3 separate regions of the Mus musculus genome follow, and regions 2 and 3 are each linked to region 1. Evidence: chromatin loops called from intact Hi-C (ENCODE). Cell type or tissue: left cerebral cortex. All regions are shown on one strand.

What was found. Peaks named below come from ENCODE experiments on the same cell type or tissue, not always from the same donor. Only the 100,000 strongest peaks of a DNase experiment are listed, where the experiment ranks them.
Region 2: a loop joins it to region 1, with 3 times the contacts of the local background. A loop is called at or near these places in 2 of 42 quality-filtered maps.
Region 3: a loop joins it to region 1, with 2.3 times the contacts of the local background. A loop is called at or near these places in 2 of 42 quality-filtered maps.

What each region holds. Positions count from the first base shown.
Region 1 is chr19:15,509,199-15,511,698 of GRCm38, forward strand. No RefSeq gene overlaps it. Among named protein-coding and RNA genes, the nearest start is that of Gm31594, 89 kb to the right of the region's middle. In left cerebral cortex, no CTCF peak of the experiment used is centred here; DNase peaks (open chromatin) are centred at 1,393 and 1,681; H3K27ac peaks cover 553 bases.
Region 2 is chr19:15,206,676-15,209,175 of GRCm38, forward strand. No RefSeq gene overlaps it. Among named protein-coding and RNA genes, the nearest start is that of Gm46645, 130 kb to the right of the region's middle. In left cerebral cortex, no CTCF peak of the experiment used is centred here; a DNase peak (open chromatin) is centred at 1,360.
Region 3 is chr19:15,210,501-15,213,000 of GRCm38, forward strand. No RefSeq gene overlaps it. Among named protein-coding and RNA genes, the nearest start is that of Gm46645, 130 kb to the right of the region's middle. In left cerebral cortex, no CTCF peak of the experiment used is centred here; a DNase peak (open chromatin) is centred at 963.

The sequences.
Region 1 (2,500 bases):
TCCTGAAGCTAAAGACTTGTCTTAACCATTTAGTGTCCCCTCATCCCTGGCACAGAAAAAATACATAATGTATATACTGGTCAAGTTGAGGAAAAGGCTGATGTACTCCCCCAGTATGTACAGTTACCAACTATTTGCTTTTATGAACATTTCACTCATGTATGCAACTAATGTAACAAGATGCTGTGCCAAGATTCTTATGCCACAAGATCATTGTTATCTACAGTTCTAGTAAACTATCATACACTGCTTTTCTTATCAACTTGATATGGGAGAATGGTTGCATGAGAAGGGCAGTTGACATCCCAGCCTGGATGTCAGGAAGTTCCCTGTGTATCCTAGCATAATGAACAGCATCCCTGGCTTTGGTCGGTAGCACCTTCCTCCCAGTATAACAATCCAAATTACAGTTGTCCTCTGGAAGGAAGAATCGTGTTGGGAGAAAACACTAGCTTACAGATAGTTGATGTCTAATTCTTGAACAGTTTCACCAAGGAGATTTGTCTTTCCTTACTTAGAAGGGCATCCCCTAGCTTGGTTAAAATGTCGCCTAGATAGGCTAATATGATATATTGGCCTATCCCTTAGCCTACCCCTAATCCACTACATATAGCTATACTAAGCTATCTTTCTCCATTGAACTGCTCAAAATCACTATGAAATCAGACTAGAAGTGATCTCTGTCTTTGTCACTGAGGTATTTAGTACATGCATATCACATCTATAATACTGCTATGAGTTATTTCAGTAAGATCTCACGCAGCCTTCAGAATTTTTAGACAGTAAGGCACTATCTCCTATGCTCCCAGGAATTGCTAAAACTTCAGGAAATATATTTCAAGGCCTTTCAAAACTTGTCTTCCACATACAACTGTATACATTATGCTCTCGGCGGGGGAATAAGATGTTACCAACACATATGGACACTTTAAAAAAAATCATCCCAATCTTTATAAATATTCTAATACTATCAGTCTGTTTGTCTGTCCATCAATCATCTATCTTTATCATCATCACCATCTATCCATCTATCTCTCTCTCTCCCTCCATCCTTTACTCCCTCCTTCCTTCTCTTCCTCTCTCTATCCTTCCTTTTCTCTCTTTCTCCATTCCTCTTGGCTTTTGAGGAAATTTTATTTCACTTGTTTCTATGGTAAATGTTTAAATGTGACACCTCTTAGCATACAACCTACAGTCTTCTGCATCTCTTTTCTTTCCCAGTCATTGTGGACCCCAAGACTTACATGCTAAAATTCAAATGTGGCTGTGTCTAGAGAAAAGGTCTTTAAAGAAGAAATTAAGTTAAAATTGTATCCTTGAGAAGAACATTAATTCAATATGACTGTGTTCTTACAAGAATAAATCAGAACACAGACAAGCACAGGGCGGTGGCAAGGGGGTGTTCTTTTGAAGATACCCAGAGCAGATGGAAAGAAAAGGAATCCATTTATAATTCAAGAGAAAATTCCTCAGAAGAATCTTAACCTGATAGCATATTGAACATAGTAAAGCAAACTTCTGTTGTATGAGCCACTGTGTATATAGTATTCTATTATGACAACTTAAGTAAAGTAACATACACTAGTATTCTCATCAACTTGATGTGGGGCAATGGCTCCATAGGAAGGGTGGCTCATTTTGCTTAAGGTCTGGACAAGTGACAAGCCTACATGGTTGACGTAGCTCTCTTTAAATGAGAGGAGGTACTTGGACCCTCTTCAACTCTAACTCTTAACATCAATACTAGAGCAACAAAAGAAAAAATACCCTGCGTACTACATGATTTTGGCATCTACTAGGCTTTTAACAGCATCCAGAAAGAGAGCCATATTTTCAGCACTGCAAGACCTCTGCTGTCCATTGCTGCCATACATCTCACAGATGCCTCTAAAGGCAATCACCCCTCGCCTATGTGAACTTGGGTGAAGGTTCTACGATGCAGCAACCTGTCTGCTCAGTGATTTCATGGACAATATACTAAAACATGACTGACTAGAGGAATTATCTCCTTGCATTGCTGACCGGCAAATGGATTTCAAACTCTGGTCTAGCTCTGGATGGCATCCTTCTAGGTGCACATAAATCATCCTATTGAGTTTAGTGAGCAGAACTAGTACAGGGCATTTTCTTGGCAGTTATCTTACTCAATACTTTTTCTGATGTTTCACTTCAACCTATATTAGCTAAAACATCAGCAGGACTCTACAAAACTACAGACACTCTAGGTAGGATTCCATATGTATTAGCCCTGACTAATAAAGTCTTGTGTGGATTCATATCTGAAATATTATTTTTAAGGCTGATGATCTAGCTCAGATTTGTCTACCTTACATAAAGTGACAGGTTTGATCCCCAGAACTGCAGATAAATAAATAAACAAACAATTTTTTAAGGGATTAATCTTGAACAGGAAAAGGGTAGTCACTGATTGAATAATCACTCTTCATTTCTACTCGGGCTTCAGTTTTGACACTTCTTATACTTTGAATCTGAAATATCC
Region 2 (2,500 bases), 300 kb before region 1:
TTATAATTTAAGAATAAGAGTAAGGGCAGGCTGGAGGGATGGCTCAGTGGTTAAGAGCACTGACTGTTCTTCCAAAGGTCCTGAGTTCAAATCCTAGCACCACATGGTGGCTCACAAACACCCGTAATGAGATCTGATGCCCTCTTCTGGTGAGTCTAAAGACAGGTACAGTGTACTTATGTATACTAATAATGAATCTTAAAAGAAAAAAAGAATGAGTGGGGGAGTAGAATGGTAGTTTTTTGTTTTTCTTAAAATAAAATCTTAACTGTTTGATTTTACTAATGAAAACTCTGGAGTTAGTTGTGGGGAAAGTCTGCTAATTCAGAGAGGCAGAGAAAACACCCAGCATCCTTCCTCCTCCCACAGCAATACCCTCTTTTACTACTCATGCTGTCTCAAATATTTTCCTTCAAAGTCAATGTCCCTCCCTTCTACTTCCTGTGCATCTCTCTATCCATCCTCCTGACTTCCTTTTACTCTCTATGTTTTTTTTTTCCTTATTAATCCTACGTTCACTTCCTGTCAATTGTCAATTGGTTGCTTCCTTTGCCTCTTAACCTATGGTTGACTTTATTTAATCATGTTTATAATATTCAATCAGAAAGCTCTTGGATTAAAGGTATGCACTATGTCTGAGTCACACCACAAGTAAAAACAGTTTTTTCCAGTAAATAACACAATCTCAGGGTATGATTAAATATCCTGCAACATAGTTGAATTCTATTTAAAAGAAACAAATGCATACATGGTTATATTATCGTTTCTAGAAAATTAAACTGGAAACATATATTCACCACAGCTTATATTACAGATAAGTTGGAACTTACTTGTCAAATTGCACTCTAACTTCATTACTGATCTGAAATTATATACTTAATTTGTTTCTACCTTTATATGTGAAAGATCACCAGCTCTGACATTTCCTGTTTCTATGAGAAAGATGAGTGTTTTGACAACTTGAGTTTTGTTTTGTTGTGTTGTGTAGTATAGCGACAGTGACAGTGTCTTGTCATGTAGCCCAAACTGGGCTTGAAATTGTCCTTTCTCTGCCTTGCCCTCTCACCTGGGATTGATTACAAGCAGCAGCACCTCTCCAAGTTTAATTTCTCCTGGTTTCAGGTCTTTTGTTTTCCCGAGAAAAGCAGAAATGATAGCACTCAAAGTTGTTGAGACGATCAATAAAAACAGTTAGTAGGGGACTATTTTGCATTGTATGTAATGAAGCAGCATTGACAATAATAGCTTATGTGGTGTGTTTTTAATGCCATCTGCATTCTGGCAATCACTGCAGCTCTTTGAGGTACCTGGGAGCACTCCCCCTTTTCAGTGTCACTGTGCCAGGAAGCTTTCTCAGTGGAAGCACTGCTACTCCTCTGTTTCTAGCATAGCTGCTTTCTTAGACAGCCAACTTCACCCACCGACACATGAAGAAAAAAAAAATCTTGATCTCGTTATATTTTCAATTTAGCTTATTTATATCTACTTGGACAAAGCAATGTCGGGCCATTGCTGGAGGTTAACGACCCCCAACTCTTCCTTCCCACCCTCCACATACCCTGATCACACCAGGAAGAGTATTGCACCCTGTTGAACAGGGACTGCTTTATGGGTCATTTGAATGGCAAAGTTGTGAGTTACAGCCTATCTCAGCATCCCTCTCCAAGCCCAAAACTGTGCGTTGTCTTCCTGCCTGAGCCCAAAGGCTAGCTTCCTTCTTTAAAGTCATTAAGTGGACATTATTAATGAAAACTCAAGTGAAATTTGACATCAAGCTTTGATTATACCTTAAAAGGCAAGAAAACTAGAAAGTAAAAGCCTAATTCAATTGGTAAGTCGATGACTAAGCAACCTAACCTGTCCTCAAATATATTTCACTCAATGCTACCCACATGGAAGATTGCTATCAGTAATAGATTCCCGTTGCTCTTCTTCAGACATTTTATTCAGATCAAGAAAGAGATGCTTTATTCAACAGTTTGAAGCCATATTTGTGTTTGTATGGACACACAGGCCTGCGCAACCCTCCAGTGAGTGAGACTAAAGATATCCTTATCTTGTTCCAGCAGTACTGAGGATATGAGTGAGGTCATAGTCTCATACACTAGAAATGTACACTCCCCCTAACAAAAATCACTACACATCAAAACTATGGTAAAATATACTCAATACATCAATGTTTACTTCTCCAGTTTTTGACAGTTCTAGTTGTATAGTACACCTGAAAAGGGGATAACATTTGAAATGTAAATAAAGAAAATAGTCAATAAAGAATGGGATCAGGATAAGGAAAAAAAAGAAAACTGTATAGAACATAGGTCTTAAATTATAAGTAAATAAAATAATGAATATGTTGAAGAAAAAAAAAAGAACAATGTGTGTGGACAGCTCCTGTGTTTTGAGTCTCTGCCATTATCCAAACAAATGGATCTACTTCTACCAAATGTACAAGAATTATCTTATAACACCGAAGGAATTCAAGAAACCCTTTGCAAAAATG
Region 3 (2,500 bases), 300 kb before region 1:
GAGAATGCTGCATTGTTCAGAAGTACCATATAGATGATGTATATGAAGGCGTGAAGACAATGAAATAGAACAATTTTCAGTCTCTTGCTGTTGGCTAAGACACAAACAGCTAGGAACAAACCAGTAAGTGGTGAATATGTCTACATCTCACGTGAGATGTCTGAACAGTTGATTTCCATTCAAAGATGGCCCAAAATACACAATGGAGTTAACATTGTAGTGTCCAAGAATGAACATTTTGTGCATTGAGAGCACTGACATTTTATATTGCTGGAAGAGGAAAAGGTGATATCCATTTCAGGAGACAGAGAGGTACAGGGGGGAATGAGAGAGTGTGACTTGAGCTCGTGTGTGTGTGTGTGTGTGTGTGTGTGTGTGTGTATGCATGTGCTTGTGCATGTGCGTATGGTTGGCATAAGACTACAGCCAGCTAGCCATTCTGATCTCAGACAATAGAGCAGGGGAAACTGCCCTGGGAAGCTCAGCCTGTGCTGGATACTGCGTCCAGGGGCTTAGCTGCTGCAGTGGTAAGAACAGCTGGACTGTGTACTCTCTCTGGCCTATAGGGAGGAGATGCTTCCTTCTGTGGGAAGGGTGCATTTTTGTTCCTACAACCTTGTTAACAAATCTGCCAAGGTAGACATACTGTGAGAGCCTGCATCCTTCCAGTGAGCCATAGTTTTTAATTTTGTAATAAGGTTAGATAAAGACAGTTCTGATAGAAAGGTCTAAGTTCTCACCACGGACCAGGTCTGAGGCTAACAGGAAAAAAAATGTCAGCTTTGAATTATCCTAGAAGAAACTTTGCAGAGGAGCCACTTAGAAAGTCATCTAGAGGGTTGGAAGAGAGTCTTGGACTCCGAGGTGTCTGAGGCGCTGTGAATGACTAACATGAGAGCAGCATCAGCATCCTTAAGCAAGTTTATATAAAGGTGTCGTTGGCCACAACACAGGCTCCTACTCTGAACAAGACAAGTATTGAAAATATCAGCCAAACCTGGAACCATTTACCCTGAACCATGGCAGGTAAAATATGCATCTTTGTGGGCATTCCACTTGATCCCATTCTAAAAACTGTTACTTGGAGTCTGGAAAGAAGCACAAGTGGGAGAGAGGCACAGAGAAAGACAAACATTTATTACATTTCAGGACTTCTAAGCCAGGGACAGCTAAGTTGGCCGATGGGAAGCACAGTAATGCTAGACTCTTGGTGATCACCCAGGAATAGACCTTCAAGATGGGCACTAGCCTAGTGTTAGAGTATTCACTAGCACGTGCAAATCCCTGTGTTGGATTCCCATCACTGAAAAGAAAATACATGATAGAAGCAAGGCTTTTATGATCAATAATAACCAAAGGTTGCCTTTTTAATTTCCAAGAGTCAGGTAATCAAAACACAGGAGCTGAAATGTCACCCAAAGACATTTTGGAACACAGAAAGAATGGAGTCCCTAATACAGCTTGGAAGGGACACTGACAGAGCAAATAGGATTATTTGCATATTCCTATAGAATTCCACACATACACACATGCGCACACACAGACTGACATAAAAAGCATACCTGTCACAACAAAAGAAGAAATTCTTGAAATAAATTATCTAAATATAGCATGAGAGGCCCTTCGTATCTGTGCCTCCAGCAAGGGGAATGGGCAAGAACAGCTTTCACAGGGCATAAGCTCTGATATAGCAAAGTGGCCCTAATGGCAGAGGCAGTATCCTAGAAAAACTGCCAATTCTCAGATCAACCATAGTACTAAAAAAAAAAAAAAAAAAAAAAGGTTGACTTTGATTTTATTATGTGTCTGCATGTGGGTATATGACCTTGAGTCCAGGTGCCCTCGGAGGCCAGAGGTGTTTGATCCTCTGGAGCTGAAGTTGCGGGCTGTGAGCCTTCTGACATGCGTGCTGAGAAATCAGTGTGAATTCTGTTAGAGCAGTGTACACTCTTAACTGCTGAGCTACCTCTCCAGCCTCTACTGTTTTATTTTTTGAAAACAGAGAGGCACCTAGGGTGCACAGTTCTTCCAGTGTCCCCGATGCATAGATTAGGATGTTGTCACCTAATGAAGGTGACACCTAACACAGGATCAGAGCTTCAGGACAGTAGAGCTGCGACTGTCTCTTATGCTGTATTTTTAAAATAGTTAGACTTTTGATAGCCATTTCTGAGAAAGTGGTGTCTGAATTTGGCTGAACTGACAAGGTATAGGGCATAGAATATCCCCATGGCAGGAATTGGATCTGTGTGCTGCTAGCCTCTCCGTGTGGGCTTGTTTGATTGGATTCATTTTCGAGGACTGAACTTCAAAATATATTTAAAAGATATTAGCAGCTAACCCAGAATCTCAAAACAGAAGGACCAGGGAAAGGATTGTACAGGTTTGTGTGGGATGTATAGAGAGGAGGCTTATAAAACAGTGAAATAGAGACAGACGTGGGTGATTTGGTTCTGATAAATGGCACCCCCTGCCCAAACTGAGAGCACAGCCAGACATC